Regions from separate parts of the Mus musculus genome. Here region 2 is linked to region 1. Evidence: chromatin loops called from intact Hi-C (ENCODE). Cell type or tissue: heart. All regions are shown on one strand.

Region 1 (4,000 bases):
TTCCTTGAGGCAGAATTTTATTTTGAAACATTTCTAATGAAGTCTGCATATTAAATTTGGCAAAGATAAAGTTACCCTTCATAAGCAGTAGAAGAGGACTCAGTGACTGCTCTCAGTCCCTCTCCCCACTGACTCCTAAGGAGCACAATCACCATGGCAACAGCACATGTATGGAGGCTCACCTGGCTTGTGAGCACAGCAGCAGACAAATAGGAAATGCTGTGCATTCTAAACACTTTTTCGAGTTGTAACTGAGTCACATAGACTTTGTTTTCTTTATTACAGTTGTTGTAACTTAGGAAAATAGTATTATGTTAATTTACTACACACTAGGTGTTCAATTTATGCAATGATAATGTACCTTAAAAAAAACTTGTAAGTTGGAAGGCAAAAATTACAGATTCTCAGGCACAAAACCAAATGTGCTAGCAACTCTGACCAAGCAAACTGAAGGTTTGCAGACAGACATTAGAACATGTAGGAAACAGTTACATAAAGGGCGGTAGATAGTAAGGACAGAAGGCTTGGGGGCTTAGAGGGATAGAGTACAAAAGGCTATCGAGTATGACCAAATCTTTCTAAAGAGCTGAGAAACATCTCACTGAACAAACCTGTAAATAATAAAGACATGTGTAGGGATGAGGGCAGAGAGCTCGGTGGCATCTCTGCTACATAAGGCCGCAGTCTATATCTTATTTCTGCTACCCTTTATTTGTCATAATACAGGGAAGTGATGTTTATTGTTTTACATCTTTAAATTTAGCAGCTGTGCAATACTCCACCATACAAAACATGTTCCAGTTTAGCTAACCATCTCCAACAGGGACTTTAGGCATGATCAATCATAAAACTGTGAGAGATGAATCTTGCAAACATTATTTAAAACTTAGCTCTGCCTATCTGGAACTTGTTTGTCCCATGCTCCTTTAATCCCTATGTAGAGATTATCTCTCAAAGCCATGCACAAGAGGAGAACCTGACATAAAGGCAGAGCTTCTCTAGGGACAACTTTTATCAGGAGACTCTCCTCAATTATCTAAAGTTTTGAAGATAGAAATGGAATTTGTCAATCTGGAACGCACAGGATTGAAGGTGCACTGTGGCTACCAGTGGCCTCAGAGCTCCATCTCTGTGGCACAGGCATTCTGGGAGAGCAGAGGAGGGCTCCACCTCCTGGCAAGGCCGAGGGAGAAGCACAGACCAGCTTCCAGTCCCAGGTCCTGTGCTGATTCCAAACCATAAGCCATGTGGTCAGGGCAGCTAGCTTAAGTCACACAGCATACGGACTCTAACTGCCTGCCCTGGAAGTCAAGTCTTTAAAATACTGTGGGCATGATGGCCTGCTGTTTCCTTGAACACACTCGCTGGGTACTCTCTTTATCCTACAGCATTAGACCCTCAGCTCCACTCCTGGTACATTAGCAAAGTAGACTTCTTAGAGCAGTCCTCTGTGAGCACTACAATGAAACACCAGTTTCCCTCAAAGGGTCTCGAAATTCTCTCCTACTAATCAAACAAATCTTACTGCTAAGCGGTTTTAAATTTCTGTGACTCTAAATAAATGACATGTTGCACAATACTATTATAGGTAATAAACTTTCACCTAACGCTTCATCAAACCTTGTTTTTGCTGATAGACTCTGATGCTCCTAGCAAGGACTGTATGCAGGCAGACAAGGCTTCCTGTGATAATCCTTGGAACACCGCCCTCTGGTGGAAGAAGAGAGAAACATCAGCCTATAGTTATTGACAGAGCAGAAAAAGGGAACCGCAAAGCCATGAAAGCAGGGAACAATGTTCACTTCCACACTTGAACCATTTGTCAAATATCTCACAATCTTTCAGGACTACCACACGGCTCTGTAACGTGCACTCGTGTCTGGAAATGCTCGGAGGGCCTTTAGCACCTACTCACGGCCAGCACTGTGCGGTCACTGGGAGATACAGGGATCAATTAAGCAGGCAGGGTTAACCTTACAGAATATCCACTCCAGAACAATCTCATTTAGTGTGCTAGAACTTGCTATACAGTGCATGTCGGCCCCAGACTCCAGACCCTCCTTCCTCGGCCTCCCTAGTACTGGACTCACATTTTATTGTGCACTACCACCTCGTAGGCTGCTTCTAAACTCGAAATTAACTATAAAACAAACTCTCAGTTTATCTTCTAAAGATGTATCCCTGGTAATTAGAGAAGACGCTTTAAGATGTAACATGGCTTTTCAGTACAATCTTCTTTTAAACAGAGGAAAATGGAAACAACATAATCAACAGAACAAAGTTGACCAAATAAATAAATAAATATTGTGAAATAAAAAACAGTAAATTATAGAATACTTTAAAAAATAGGAGCTTTCTGAGGCATTTGGTTAAATTCATATAAGGGAGAGCTGGAGCGATGGTTTAAGTGGTTAAGAGCACTGGTTATTCTTCCAAAGGACCCAGGTTTGATTCCCAGCACCCACATCGTGGCTCACAGCCATCTGTGACTCCAGGTTCATCTGTGATGCCTTCCTCTGCCCTCCTCTGGTAGCACACACATGATGCCCAGATATACATGCAGGCAAAACATGTATACACATAAAATCTATTTTTTTAAATTTTAAGTACAGTTCAGAGAAGCCAGGCTTGGAAGCACCTGCCTATAATCAAAATCCAGGACAGTTTCAGTGACAATATCAAGAAAGGGGCCAGCCTGGACTATAAGAGACACTGTCTGGGGAGCAGAGAAGAGACAAACAAACAAACAAAAAAAAAAAAAAAAGATTTTTTTTTTTACCTCAGAGCTAGGCACAGTAGCTTATGTCTATAATCTTAGCACTTCGAAGGCTGGGGTGGGATTGCTGAGAGTTCAAGGCCAACCTGGGCTACATAGTTCTAGGGCAATATTGGCTACAGAGTGAGACTCAGCCTTAACAGCCAATAACAGAAGATCTGGTTATCAGTAGGTGATAAAGGACAGGTAAGCTTAAGGCATAAGGCAAACCAGATGGAGTAACCTAGGACCCACCTTTGACCTTATGCACTGAGGTCTGGGAGGGCTGCGGAGGGAACATAACTCATGCTCATTTCCCTTAGGATCTTAGCCCCACAATAGGAGTTTCTGAGAACCCTGGTCTCGTGCCTTGTTCCCTATTGGGAACCTGAAGAAGCAAAGATGTCAAACGTCCTCCTAGCCCGCACTGGAAGAGATCCACACGCCACAGTGTAAGTCAGAGGAGTCTGGGTGACTGACGCCACGAGACAAGTGCGAGGCCTCATTTGTTCCGCAGAGTCTGCAGCATGGAACTCGCATGTGTGCCTGTGTGTGCGGAGCTCCTGTGTATGCGCCTATTCCTTTGGAGCTATAGTCTTAAAAAGTAGTGGAGTCTGGACAACGTGTTACATGACTTCTCTTCACATACAGTAAGATTATAATCAATTAAAAAATAAAGAGTTGGAACCACCAAATTTATAAAACTATTTTGCTTTAAACATAAGCCAGTGGCAGCAAATATGTAGCCAAATCTGCCATTGAAGGGAATAACAACTGCATCATTAAGTCAGCATGCTTACAATAACCAATGCGTCGTCTAAAAAGGTGCTTTAAAAAATTCTGCTAACTTCAGAAGTAACTAAACTTTGTTCATGGCTAGGAACATGGGCAATCTCACATTATTGTTAAGGATGCTGGATGAAAGTTAAGTGCAAAACCTAATTACAGGGATTAGGCATAGTGGGGCCCACCTGCAACGCCCGCACAGGGAGGCCGAAGCACAGGGATCTGCAGGTTCAAGGTCAACTACAGCCACCTACTTAGCAAGACCCAGCCTCAACAACAAAAAACAGACCACTGTGGCTACATTTAATACTATGTTGCCAATCTGGCATCTCCGTATTGCTTCACATTCCTGCACCTCTCTTCTTCACATAAAAACTAGAGCAGACAAATTAATTAGTAATTTTAAACTTATTCATGGGCAATAGACTCCTTTAAAATTTGATAAAAACTACCACCTTG
Region 2 (4,000 bases), 660 kb before region 1:
TTGCATGTAGAGGACCGAGGTTGACATCAGGTGTCTTCCCAAATGCTTTCTATCTTGCTTTGTAAGAGAGGCACTGCCACAGAACCCGGAGCTTATGAATTAACTAGACTGGCCGGCCAGTCAGACCAAGCGGTTCTCTTCTGTGTGGGATTACAGGTGCACACCTCTGTGCACTCCTCATGTGTGTGCCGGGGTCTGAAGTTGAGTCTTCATGCTAGTGCAGCAAGCACTTCACCACCATGTCTAAATTGGTAACTGGTTATACCAAAGAAAACACCATTTCCCACAAGTGAAGCTGGAGTCCCTCTAACAGTAGTATTAATATTTTTTAGCACAATGCTGAGAAGACAAATGAAACCTGAGTTAAGTCAATTCAGACCTCTAGCCCACATGCTGGAAGGAGAGAACAGGCTCCCACAGGTTGTCCTCTGAACTCCACGTGTGTGCCAGCGTCTTTCCTTTAGAGTGGTTCTAAGTGTGAGGGAGACAGACAGAAATCAAAGAGTACAGATGACTCTTCGTGAAGACCATCATTGACTAAAGCAAAGCTTTGTGGACCTGGTTGTTTCTAGATCCATTCCAGCCTCCAGCTACAGTATGGCAAAGGAAGCTGAGGCAGGGTCAAAGGCCAAAGGCCAGAGTTGATTTGGAAGCACGGCTCACATCACTCAGGATCGAGTCTTTCACTTCAGTGGGCTGCCATTTCCTGAGGCACAGTCGGTCTGTGAAGATGTGAGTCCCCTGTGACTTTCATTGGTCAGTTGGCTCAGGAAGAGCAGAGCTCTATGATGGAAATCAGGGGTTTCAACAATGGAGGCTGCTGCTGGTGTCTGGTGAGTGGAGGACAGAGATGCTATTAAATGCTCCCAGGACAAATAATCTGACTCAAAATATTAGCATGCTAACCAATAGGGCCTGGAGAGATGCTCACCTCTAATAAGTTTCGGGAATAGAGATCTATTAAAAATTTTAGGAAAATAAGTATGTTATTTGATTCAGAGTCTGAAGAGCTTCAGTGCCCACTGGGCAGTGTGAGCAGCCAGCTCTAGGCTGGCCACAGCCTCAAAGGAAAGAAATGACCTGACTGGTTCTAGCTCTACACTTGCCTTATTTATCATGGTCTCATCTATGGGATTCCTGTGATTGGCTGTAGCTTACAGCTTATGACTGGCTGACCTACTAATATATGTACTATATATGTGTGTTATAATAAATATATATATATATATATTATAACGTATAACATATACTATATATAACATACGTACATAACATATTACATATACATTTAATATACAGCATACTATTATATATTAGTAAATACATTTAGGATGTTTATATATTGAGGTTGAGGAGTCTCAGCCTTAGACCAATGGCCTCCTGCTTCTTTGAATACTCTTTCTTAGTTCACAGTAGCATAGTGAATAGCAATCATAAGTAAATTTTTGTTTACTCAAGCATCTCTCCAACTTCTTGCATCACAGAACCCCTCCCTGGTACATAATCTTGACATCATGTGTGTATGTGCATGTGTGTACATGTGTATGTGTGTGTGTGGCATGTGTATGTGTGGACTAGTGTGTGTATGCGTGCATATGCTTGTGTGTGTACATGTGTATACCTGCGTGTGCTTACACATGTATGGGTATTTCTGTGTGTGCATATATGTATATTTATATATTTGCACATGTGTGCATGTCTGTGTGTGTGTGCATGTGTATATGTTTGCACATATGTGTGCATGTCTGTGTGTGTGCATGTGTATGTGTTTGCACATATGTGTGCATGTCTGTGTGTGTGTGTACATGTGTATGTGTTTGCACATGTGCACATAGAAGCCAGAGGATGACACAGTGTCAGGAGTCACGCAGTCACAATCACTTTTCACTTTCCATTTTGCGATAGGGTCTATCACTGATTCCACAGCTCATGGGTTTGCTTAGGCTGACTGGCCAGCAGGCTTCTGGAATCCTTCACTTTCTGCCTCCCCAGGGCTAGGATTACAGACCACAGTGGCTTTCATGTGGCTGAACTCAGGTCCTTTTATCAAGTGAGTCAGCTCCCCAGCCTCTTGATAGTGAGCTGTAGTTGGAAAACACTGGCCGGATAATCTGTGTTTCACCTTTGGAAAGTATGCTTTCTCCATGGCCGACTTCAGGCTCACTCAGTGACCTCAGACCTGTGACTGTGGACGTGTCATTGGTCTCTGGTCCCTCAGCAGCCTCAGTTTTGCTGGTGAGAGTAACACCATCTACACACGGGGGTCTTCTGAGGGTCAAATATTCAATGTCGGCATGTCAGCAGCCACCCCTAGCAATCCTCAATCCAAATTTAGCCTCCAAGTGTGGTTTTGTCTCTGTAATTTCCCTTTGGGTTTACCGTAATACTAGATATGACCAGCAGAGGGAACTGGTGACACGGCCTTGCCCTGAATGTTATTTAATGTCCTTTGCAAGGCTTAGCGAGTGACCTTTTGCTGATTTCCTGTAAACTGGAGTTTTAGAGCTGAGGAAGACTCTGGCAATGACAACATAGATTCTGAGTGGTCCATGCACAAGGTCAGATGCGGACTTGACCTTCATGGCTCTCAACCCAGCTCCAGGAATGGCCGCACGATCTTTCTGAGGGAAAAGCCACCAAATGTATTAGTATTAGCAAGCAGCTGAAATGAAGGGGTGGTGGCTGGTGACACTTGTTGCCACAGAAAAATGGGCTCAGCAGGCCACAGAGGAACAAGCCTGATCACAGAGAGCTACCTGCTTTTGCCTTTCAAGAGCTGGGATTAAAAGTTTGTGTCACACTATCCTGGTTGAGCATGGTTTTGTTTTGCATTTTGCAACAACGTCTCACTTTGAATTTGCAACCCACCTGACTCAGGCTCCAAATCTTGGGATTGCAGGCCTGTGTCTACCAGTTTATGGTAGTTTTTTAGAAGCTTTCTGTCTGTAGTTTGTACAAACGGGCATCTGATTTCCAGGGCCTACAACTTTCAAGTGGCTCTCATGAATTCTAGGAGTCCCTGGGCTTGGCTCCCACCTCTATGTTTCCACACATGATTCAGCCTTATACCAAATTACAGGCATAAAGTTCAACTCTTTCAACACTGAAAACATTCACACCACCGTGTTGTTGCTGATGGTTGGTTAGATTTTTGTTTGCTTTTTTGTGTTGGCTGTGTTTGAAACAAGGTCTTACCTACTTAGCCCAGGCTAGCCTTAATTTCATGATTCTTCTGTTTCGGCTTACTGATGACTGGCATTGTAGGGGTGAGCCACCGTTTTTGAGTTTAGGAAGTGCATTTCCCATTTGAGGGCCTCTGGGAGATACCATATAACCCCTTACCTACCATCTAAGCTGCTGGCCTTGTGTTTCCTCTCAAAGCTATGTATGCTGCCACTCAGGCTGACAGCTCCTTGTAACCTGGACAGTGGGCATCAGAGCTGCACCTCAGGGACAGAGGTATAGGGAGTGCTGCGGAAGGGAGCCCTGTAGTTGGCCGACATGGTTGCCGTGGGAGCAGCTTCCCTGTCCAGACCCTGCATCTGCAGCTCTGCCTCACCCTCTTCTTACTCTACCCTCTTGCTTCTGCTATTTTCTTTCCTGATGGTACTCCGTCTCCATGCCACTCCCAAATCATCCCTGTGACGTCCTCACCAGTGGCCACATCTTTTCTGAAGCTGTATCTCCATCCCTCCTGGCCACTTGCTCTGCTCTCCTTATCCAGTATCAGCCCTAGTCCTAGTTTCTTCCTCTGCCCCAGCTCGCCATACTTATTTCTCTGCCTGCCTCCTTCCTTCCTCCCTCCCTCCCTCCCTCCCTCCCTCCCTCCCTCCCTCCCTCCCTTCCTTCCCGAGAAGCATCCAGTTGCCTTCAGTTTCACCTCTGCCCTTGAAATCTTTTCTGCCTGGAGTATTCTCCTGTATTTTTGTTTAAAAAGACTTTAAAACAATGAATCAATAACTAATTGACAAATCAATTAATCACTAATGATTATGGATGG

The links. Hi-C counts contacts between places; a loop is a spot of excess contacts. Peaks named below come from ENCODE experiments on the same cell type or tissue, not always from the same donor. Only the 100,000 strongest peaks of a DNase experiment are listed, where the experiment ranks them.
Region 2: a loop joins it to region 1, with 10 times the contacts of the local background. A loop is called at or near these places in 11 of 42 quality-filtered maps.

Annotation. Positions count from the first base shown.
Region 1 is chr14:75,720,482-75,724,481 of GRCm38, forward strand. Cog3 (component of oligomeric golgi complex 3) reads right to left here. Exons shown (of 23, transcript NM_177381.3): 16 at 1,621-1,710. Among named protein-coding and RNA genes, the nearest start is that of Cog3, 32 kb to the right of the region's middle. In heart, CTCF peaks have their summits at 1,707 (motif pointing left) and 1,909; no DNase peak of the experiment used is centred here.
Region 2 is chr14:75,058,327-75,062,326 of GRCm38, forward strand. No RefSeq gene overlaps it. Among named protein-coding and RNA genes, the nearest start is that of Rubcnl, 44 kb to the left of the region's middle. In heart, a CTCF peak has its summit at 2,391 (motif pointing right); no DNase peak of the experiment used is centred here; H3K27ac peaks cover 941 bases.